Regions from separate parts of the Homo sapiens genome. Here region 2 is linked to region 1. A link is a loop called in an ENCODE intact Hi-C map of the cell type or tissue named here. Cell type or tissue: natural killer cell. All regions are shown on one strand. Each heading gives the region's core, and the rest is flanking DNA. Links, peaks and the distances in the headings are about the cores only. Region 1 has its middle 23 kb from the start of ST7. Region 2 overlaps LOC105375470 (a long non-coding RNA gene).

Region 1 (4,397 bases), core at 281-4,280:
TTCTCTCACTTGTAATTTGTGGACTGTAGGTCCAAAGTGATAACATTACCCAGGAGAAGGTTAAAGGTAGAGATGAGAATAAGTGTATTGCCCTTCCCCCAAGCCCACTGTCATAGAAAATATATTCATTTTCTATTGCTGTATAACAAGTGGTCACAAAGTTAGGTCTTAAAATAATGCAACCTTATTATCTCACAGTTCTCATGGGTTCAGGCACATGTCAGCTGTGTCCTCTGTTCATGGTTCCGCGAGGCTGAAATCAAGGTGATGTCTGAGGCTGCAATCTCATCTGAGGCTTGGATTCCTCTTCCAAGCTTATGTGGTTGTTGGCAGTTCCTTGTGAATTGAATTTTGGAATAGAGCAATTATGTAATGTGTTAGCCAAACTGCAATATTTTTGAGAGAATGGAGAGCTCTTAATTATTACATTGAAATAACAGGTGTAAATAGGAACTATTCTGGACAAACTGCTATGTGTGGCCACCCTAATCAACAACAGTGAACTCTGAAAGCTGTGCAGCCCCAGTCATAGCCAGGAAAGATAATGGACAATGAAGAACCTTCCCTGGGAATGACGCACAAGGAGTTTTCCTCAGAGAGCGGAATCAGGGGCTACCTCATGAACTAAGCCATAAAACCACTACCAGAGTAGGGAAACCTTGTTTCATTTCTGAATTGCAATTATTCTGTTCCTACGTTGTATATTAAGAGTGTTAGGGCACTTAACATCTTCTAATTTATAGTTTGCTGGACGATGAGATGCATTTGTTTTTGGTGATGAGAATTGTGTATTCACCCTGCTATCTTGGACTTGGAGCTGACTGTAGTGAGGGATGGGTCCTTGGGGGGGGGGTAAATATACTACTCTGTGTGTAACTAGAAGGATGTGTTCACATAAATCAAAGGCGGTAATCTGTGGTGGAAATTGGTGGTTGCCCCTTCAATATTTATTTTTAGTTATGTGACTAAGTTCTGGCTAATGGGATAAATGAAAGCGTTGTAGGGCAACTCCTGGGATTTGCCCTCAGGGTCAGAACCTGTGTACTCCCCTTTTATTCTCTCTTCCTCCATCCTGCTCTTTGAAACTCTGATGCCACCGTCTTGAGCCATCAGGTCTAGGCACAAATGGAACTGAACACTCTCCCTCACACTTTGAAACACAATACCAGCTCAAATCATGTACCTGGCTTTTTACCTGAGAAACAAACTTCTATCTTGTTTAAGCCTCTGCTATTTTGTTTGTTGTCATCTGCAGCTTAACCTAATCTTAAAACTTAGATCCTCAGCCAGGAGCGGTGGCTCATGCCTGTAATCCCAGTACTTCGGGAGGCTGAGGCGGGCGGATCATGAGGTCAGGAGTTCGAGATCAGCCTGGCCTGGCCAGCATAGTGAAACCACATCTCTACTAAAAATACAAAAAACTTAGCCGGGCGTGGCAGCAGGCACCTGTAATCCCAGCTACTTGGGAGGCTGAGGCAAGGAGAATCGCTTGAACCTGGGAGGTTGCAGTGAGCGGAGATTGCGCCACTGCACTCCAGCCCGGGCAACAGTGCGAGACGCCGTCTCAAAAAAAAAAAAAAAACTTAGGTGCTCACTCTGCACCTCATCCTGTCTGATATTTAAAAAAAAAAAAAAAAATCATATGGGCTTGAAGATCTGGCCAAACCAAATAGTGAACATTTTGGAACTAATAATGAGTTACAGAAAAACCTTCCTGTAAAGTCAACAAAACTCAGAAATCATAAAGGAAAAGACTGACAGATTTTTCCTCCCCACACATTTAATATATTCTGGCCACAGAATATGTTAAATATTCTACAGAAGAATATTCATGGGAGAGCCCCTTAGAAATGGTTGCAAACTTTTTTTCTCTCTCCATCTGCTCGCGCTCTGTCTCTCTCTGGAATCTCGCTTTGTTGCCAGGCTGGAGTGCAGTGGCACGATCATAGCTCACTGCAGCCTCAAATTCCTGGGTTCAAGTGATCGTCCTGCCTCAGCCTCCTGAGTAGCTAGGACTACAGACTCGCGCCACCACACCCGGCTATTTTTATTTTTCACAGAGACAGGGTCTCGCCATGTTGCCCAGGCTGGTCTCAAACCCCTGGGTTCAAGCAATCCTCCCTCCCTGGCCTCCCAAAGTGCTGGGATTGCAGGTGTGAGCCGTCGCACCAGGCCTGCCTTTTATCTTTTAATTTTGTGTTTGGCATCTTTTGTGTTCAGAGATGTTATCATTATGTGTCTCGCTTAGTGTTTAAAAATTCTGCTTAAAAGGGAAAATGGTTTGTGTTTCTGAGCATGTGTTTGAGTGGGATGAGATCCTGTTTCCGAAATTAACGACAGGAATGGACAAGACTGCAGTTTCCAAGAGGCGCCAGCAGGTGGCACTGTTCCCATTTCAAGCTAATCGCAGTATAGGTAGATGCCGCGCGGAGAAACGAGTCCAGGACATCCTGTGTCCCATCCCTTGGAGCATCTCCGCTGCTCAAGGTTCGGCTATTACTCAGCAGAAGGGCACTGCTGGTCTGGAAAAGAAACTTTAGGAAGCGGAAATAGTGATAAGTTAGGGTATTTATTACCGGCTAACACTTGTAGAAAAGTTTGACTATATTCAAGCCAAGAACACAAGGATTCTTGGCTGTCTTTGAAGTTAGGGACTCATCTGCAAATGTGAAGCGAGCTATGATCTCTTTTCTCAGAAAAGTGCATTCGTGTCTGCACATTGCCATTTTTCTCTCTGTCTTCTCTCACAACACGCAGTCTTCATACAATTAGAGTTCATGGCCCCTATAATCCACTATCTCTTGACCTGAATAATGTTCACAGATTTCACACAAAAAAACTGTTTCAGACCTCCACTGTTAAATTATTTTCAGCACAACTCGTCTTTTAACAAACTTTCCTCCAACTCTTCCTGGTTGCAGACACTATTCTAGGTACTTGATAAACACAGCAGTGAATTAGACAGTGAAAAGGGCCTTAGTCACTAGAGAGAGAGAGAGAGGCACTACATAAGTCAACAACAGCAAAAAATGCCAGATAGGGATAAAGGTATAAAGAAAATAGGGTAAAGTCCTCTGTAAAGAGATGGCATGAAAACCAAGATGAGAAGGAAGCAGGAGTCAGAAAACGCGGGGGACAGTATTCCCCACAAGGAACCAGCTTCTGCAAAGGCCGAGGCGGCGGTGGGCTTGGCTGAATCAGCCAGAACTCTTGGCATTTCTCTCAATTCCTTTCTTTCTTTCACTAACCACATTCAATTGACAGCGAGTTCTGTCCATTTTACTTCCAAAATACATCTCAAGTAAGTCCACTTCTCTCTATTCCTAGTGCTATCACCCTAATACAAACTGCCTAGACTGTGGGAATAATCTAACTTTTTTGTTCATTTGTTCGGCATCTACTCTCATTTCCCTCCAATCCATTTCCTATCTAGTTACAGAGGAGTGATTTTGATTTTTATTTAATTATTTTATTTCTTTTTCTTTTCTTTTTTTTTTTTTTTTTTTTTTTTTTTTTGAGGCAGAGTCTCGCTCTGTTGCCCAGGCTGGAGTGCAGTGGTGCAATCTCGGCTCACTGCAACCTCCGCCTCACGGGTTCAAGCGATTCTCCTGCTTCAGCCTCCCGAGTAGCTGGGATTACCTCCATGCACCACCACGCCAGGCTAATTTTTACAAAATAGAGGAGGTTTCGTCACATTGGCCAGGCTGGTCTCAAACTCCTGGCCTGAAGCGATCCACCCACCTTGGCCTCCCAAAGTGCTGGGATTACAGGCCTGAGCCACCGCTCTGGCCTAAGAGTATCTTTTTATAATGCAAGTCTTGTCGTTTTCCTTTCCTGCTTAAAACCCCTCACATCCTTGCTAATGAGGTCTCTAAATGGCCTTCTCAGGGTAAAGGTAGAAAGAATGGCAGATAAAACAAGACAGCTGGCTGATGTGGAGGGTCCTGCCCCTTCCCCCTTACTCTTGTGCACTCAGTTGCACTTTCAGCACCTAACAGTGGCTTAAACTAGGGTCAACAATCTATGTATGGCCCATGGGCCAAATTCGCAAAGATTCTCACCTTGACCGAACTCTCTAGTTAGAATTTTTTGAGCTCTCTTTCTTTTTTCTTTTCTTTCTTTCTTTTTTTTTTTTTTTCTATTTGAGACAGAGTCTTACTCTGTCGCTTAGGCATGAGTGCAGTGGCGCCATCTCGGCTCACTGCAGCCTCCACCTACTGGGTTCAAGCGATTCTCCTGCCTCAGTCTCTCGAGCAGCTGGGATTACAGGCATGTGCCACCACGCCCAGCTTAAGTTTTGTATTTTAGTAGACATGGGGTTTCACCATGTTGGCCGGACTGGTCTCAAACTTGGTGATCCACCTGCATTGGCCCCCCAGAGTGCTGGGATTACAGGC
Region 2 (4,397 bases), core at 265-4,264, 1.2 Mb after region 1:
TCTGTTACCCAGGCTGGAGTGCAATGGCATGATCTCGGCTCACTGCAACCTCCACCTCCCGGGTTCTAGCGATTCTCCTGCCTCAGCCTCCTGAGTAGCTGGGACTACAGGTGTGCGCTACCGTGCCCGGCTAATTTTTGTATTTTTAGTAGAGATGCGGTTTCACCATGTTGGTGAGGCTGGTTTTGAACTCTTGACCTCAAGTGATCCACACAATTCGTGCCTCCCAAAGTGCTGGGATTACAGGCGTGGGCCACCACACCTAGCCTATTTTTTAAATATTTCTGATCTGGGCTTCATTGAATCCCAGATGTATTAGATGTAGAACCCGTGGATATGGAAGGTCAACTGTAAAGAAAGCATTTTAAGGAGGAGAATGTATCTGACTGTCAAATTCCATACAGTTCAAGGAAGATGAGGTTTGAGAGCTATTAGATTTACTAATACAAATTGCACTGATGGTCTTGGTAAGAGCAGTTTTGCAAAACAGTGGTGGTGAAAGCCTAATGGATTAAGATAGAGAATGAGCGCTCTCTTGAGTAGAGAAAGTAGAGCCTGTCACTACAGAGAATTCAAGGCTTTTGTATTGAAGGGAAGAAGCAAAATGAAATGAAATTGGCACAGTAAAACTTTTCTTTTTTTTTTTTTTAAGGTGAGAGAAATGACATTAGGCTGACGGGAATGATCCAAAAGAGAATGATTCTGGTCGAAGAGAATGTTGAGAATTGCTAGAGTCATGCTTTAGTGGGTGTAAAGGGATGCCTTTATAGTGCATCAATGAGGGGTTGGTCTTAGCTAACAGTATGAACAGTTCAAGCTAATTCTTCATAGCAGGAAAGAAGGTAGAGTGAATGGACACAGATGTAGGAGTTAAGTAGATGAGGTGGGAGAGTTTATGGAAGTTCTTCCTAAAGACTTCCATTCTGACAGTCAAATAGGTATCAAGGTCATTAGCTAACAGTGATTATGGTAAAAGAGGTGTTGGAGGTTTGCAAAGAGGTTGAAAAAGTACGAAGTATCAACTAGGAGAGCATGGATTGGGGATATATAACATCATTGCAGCACAGTACTAAGGACATTGGAGGACAGTGGTCATGAGTGCAAGTGGAAGCAGTCAGCCTCATTGTGTGCTGCATAACATGCAGCTGTGTGGATGCAGGAGCCACAGAGAGTTGGATTTAACCAGGTTGTGTTTGGATAATTGATCACAGCAGCATACTCCACTCTCCTCATCCCCCTCACATTCTCATGGAAATATCTGCTTTCTCTTCCTAACAGAGGAATGTTGTTCAGAGATCTTGGTGATTCTGACTCAGCTTTCAATATTTTGCCTAAGGATGTCTTGCAAATGTTTTGTCTGTTGTCGTTCACTTTTCCTTTCCCATCCCACAGTTCATATGTTTTTCTATTTTCCATGTTATGCAATATAGTTGTACCCTGACTAATTTTCCAAAAGGGGGCAAAGACAATCATGGAAAGAGAGGTATAATTAGAGCTTCAACAGTATCTCAATAATGTTCAATATCATTTACTGAGCATTTATGTCCTGGGTATTTAACATACATTTCTAATCCTTTTAACAAGTTTTCCCACCTTAAAGGAAGGAAACCCTACAAGGTAAAATGAGTTGCTCAGCTAGTATAGGCACAAGCTAAGATCCAAACCCTTTTCTACTTGTCCCCACAGAATTGACTCTGGCCACAGCTCCACACTCTCTAGCCCTTATTTGCCAAGACCAAAATCAAGCTTTCATTGTCCCAGCTCTAACTGTTGCATATTCAAATGCTGTTATGTGGGCTTGCCCAAATATCCTTAGTCCAAGGTGTCATTTCCAGTCTTGCTTTCCAACCACTAGACCTCATCTGCTCCTGATCTTGGGACAAAAACTTTTGTTTTCATGTTCCAATCTTAACCCATTCTGCAACACTGAACTTTTACTGATGTCCTCTTGTTCAGTTTTAAACCTCTGAACACCTTTGCCTATATTTATAATATCCTGGCACTATGACATTTTGGGCCAGATAATTTTTTTTTAATAGTGGAAGCATGTCTTGTGCATTGTAGGCTGTTTAGCAGCATCCCAGACCTCCCCCTACTAGATGCCAGTGGCACCCTTACCCTAATTGTGACAAACAGAAGTAGCTCCAGACATTGCCAAATGTCCTCTGGGAGGCAAATTCTTTCCCGATTGAGAAACACTGGATATGAAGTAAAAAATTAGAGTTAATTTTAGTTTTTTGAAAATGTTTCTGTAATTTTATATTGCCACTTTATCCACAATTAAAGATAAGTTGCAGTCTAAATTCATTATAACAGTCCCTATGTTCCCATTATACTTTGAAATAAATAAATCTATAATAACATTTATCACATTTAATTATAGTGCTTTAAGAAACACAAATATAGCATACATATTTTTGGCTATAAAACTAGCATCTCTTTGGTGACAGAGATCATGTAATTTGCATCTCCAGTGCTTGCAAATATCCTAATACATAATATGTGCTCATCTTCTACTTTTAAACTGTGTTGGGAGGAATTCCACGTGTTGGCTTTTTAAATTATCTAAGAGTACAGAATACCCATGTATTGTTTTGTAACCTTTATTCACATCACGGCCCTGCCATCTAGTGGCTAATTACCCAAACTACAGGTACAATATCTAGGATGAAATAAGCTAACAAGCCGTATTTCTCAAATACAAAAATGCAAAATTACATTCACTGTCATAAGATAAAGAAACTTCAGAACTCCTTTCATATATGTGCAAATATATTTTTCAACTGCTGAAATATTCCAATTTTTGACTCTTTGCTTAGTGAAATTAATTCACCTGTATCAGGCTTTTACCTCCCATATATAATTTTTTTTTTTTTTGCAAATGAGTGAATATATACCGATGTAATGTCTAAATTATCCCCCTTTGATTTTATACAATATCCTTTCCTAATCAAGCTCAGCCTTTCCTGCTTTTTCCCTCAGTTACCTCTCTCCCTGAAGAATCTAAACCATTCAACAAAACACCTGCCAAGACACAGAACTCAGAGAAATAAGAAGACCTAAAGAAAAGCTCCCCAGAGAGCAGGATTCATTGTTGGATTCAGCCCAAAGTTGTTCCACTATTTGGATTGAAATAGGCAGTTTTGTGCAGCAGGCTATTAGTGTGGTTACAGCATTGACTGAACTGATACATCAGTTGGATAGGGGTCCAACAGAATAGAAGGAAGGTGCGAGATAAGGTTGGCAATTCAATTTCAACTTTACTATTTAGCGTTTGAGAGGTCATAAATTAATTCATATTTATGAGTTACAAAATGTATTTGCTTTAGCAGGAAGGCATAACCAAATGTCTCTAAAATATGCTGAATTGTTCTTTCACTTACCTATTTTGTTGAGATCATTAACACAGTTTGAAGTCAAATGCAGCAGATGCATAAACACTCAGATAGTTCTCTTTCTTCCTAATATTAGCTCCTGATACATTGATTTGAAAGATGAATATTTATTTTTAATACTGCAAACTTACCAGTGGCATAACCTCACTTTTTCAATGTCAGATCCTTAACATGTCTAAAGAAGTTTAGGAAATTTAGATCAGTTCCTCATTGCATAGATTAAGCAACTGGGATTTTGAAGGGTTTAGCACTTTCTCTAAGGTAATGTATCTAATTATGGCAAATTATGTAGAACTCTCCACTGTTGAGAGAGTAACTATTAGCCCAGAGGCTGCACCATAATTTAATGCCTTAGGCTGCACACACCACTAAGAGGATGACAAGATGAGACTACCAGGTTCAAGCCAATCATGCTTCACATCCCTGTGTAGCTCACTAATCTGCAGAAGTTCCAGCCTCTCTAAGTCCTTCTTTTTCTCATAAAATCATAATCCACAAACTGTTATTCTCTCCACTTCTCCCCCTCCCTAAATAAACCCTTCTAGTGTTTCATGTGACTCTCATCTGTGTTCAGCAGTCCAGTCCCCTTTCCCTCATTTTCCCATCATCTCCTTGCCTTACCTTAGTTGAAACCTATCTGGTCCCTGAGAGAATGTCAGGGCCAGGATTGGAGGTAGGTGCATTCCTTGCTCTCTCCCATTGCTACTTTCAAATTATTTCACCCCTTCCCTCCTGCAAAAATCACCGTTCTTTTGATGTTTATGTCATCTGGATATACCACCCTTTCTTAGACCTTCTCACTATCTTCTGCCAACATCCTAGTCAAATCTCTTCATTTACTGAAGTCTTCCATTCCTGGCAAAAGGTCTTCCATTCTAACCCAGTTCCTTCCTTTATCCTTGGTGATTTCCATACCTGACTGGATGATGCAAAAACTCTCAGCTTCTCAGTTTCTTTACTTCCATATTCCAATGACATTTTCATTTTTTCCACTCCAGTCAT

What was found. Peaks named below come from ENCODE experiments on the same cell type or tissue, not always from the same donor. Only the 100,000 strongest peaks of a DNase experiment are listed, where the experiment ranks them.
Region 2: it touches region 1 in a loop (8-fold over the local background); 6 of 110 quality-filtered maps call a loop at or near these places.

What each region holds. Positions count from the first base shown.
Region 1 is chr7:116,928,235-116,932,631 of GRCh38, forward strand. No RefSeq gene overlaps it. Among named protein-coding and RNA genes, the nearest start is that of ST7, 23 kb to the right of the region's middle. RefSeq lists a silencer at 661-955. In natural killer cell, for the core only: CTCF peaks have their summits at 2,352 (motif pointing right) and 2,557; a DNase peak (open chromatin) is centred at 2,397.
Region 2 is chr7:118,151,122-118,155,518 of GRCh38, forward strand. It overlaps LOC105375470 (a long non-coding RNA gene), which reads right to left. Exons shown (of 4, transcript XR_927904.3): 3 at 4,311-4,397; 4 at 228-2,198. Among named protein-coding and RNA genes, the nearest start is that of LSM8, 31 kb to the right of the region's middle. In natural killer cell, for the core only: CTCF peaks have their summits at 2,611 (motif pointing left) and 2,813; a DNase peak (open chromatin) is centred at 2,630.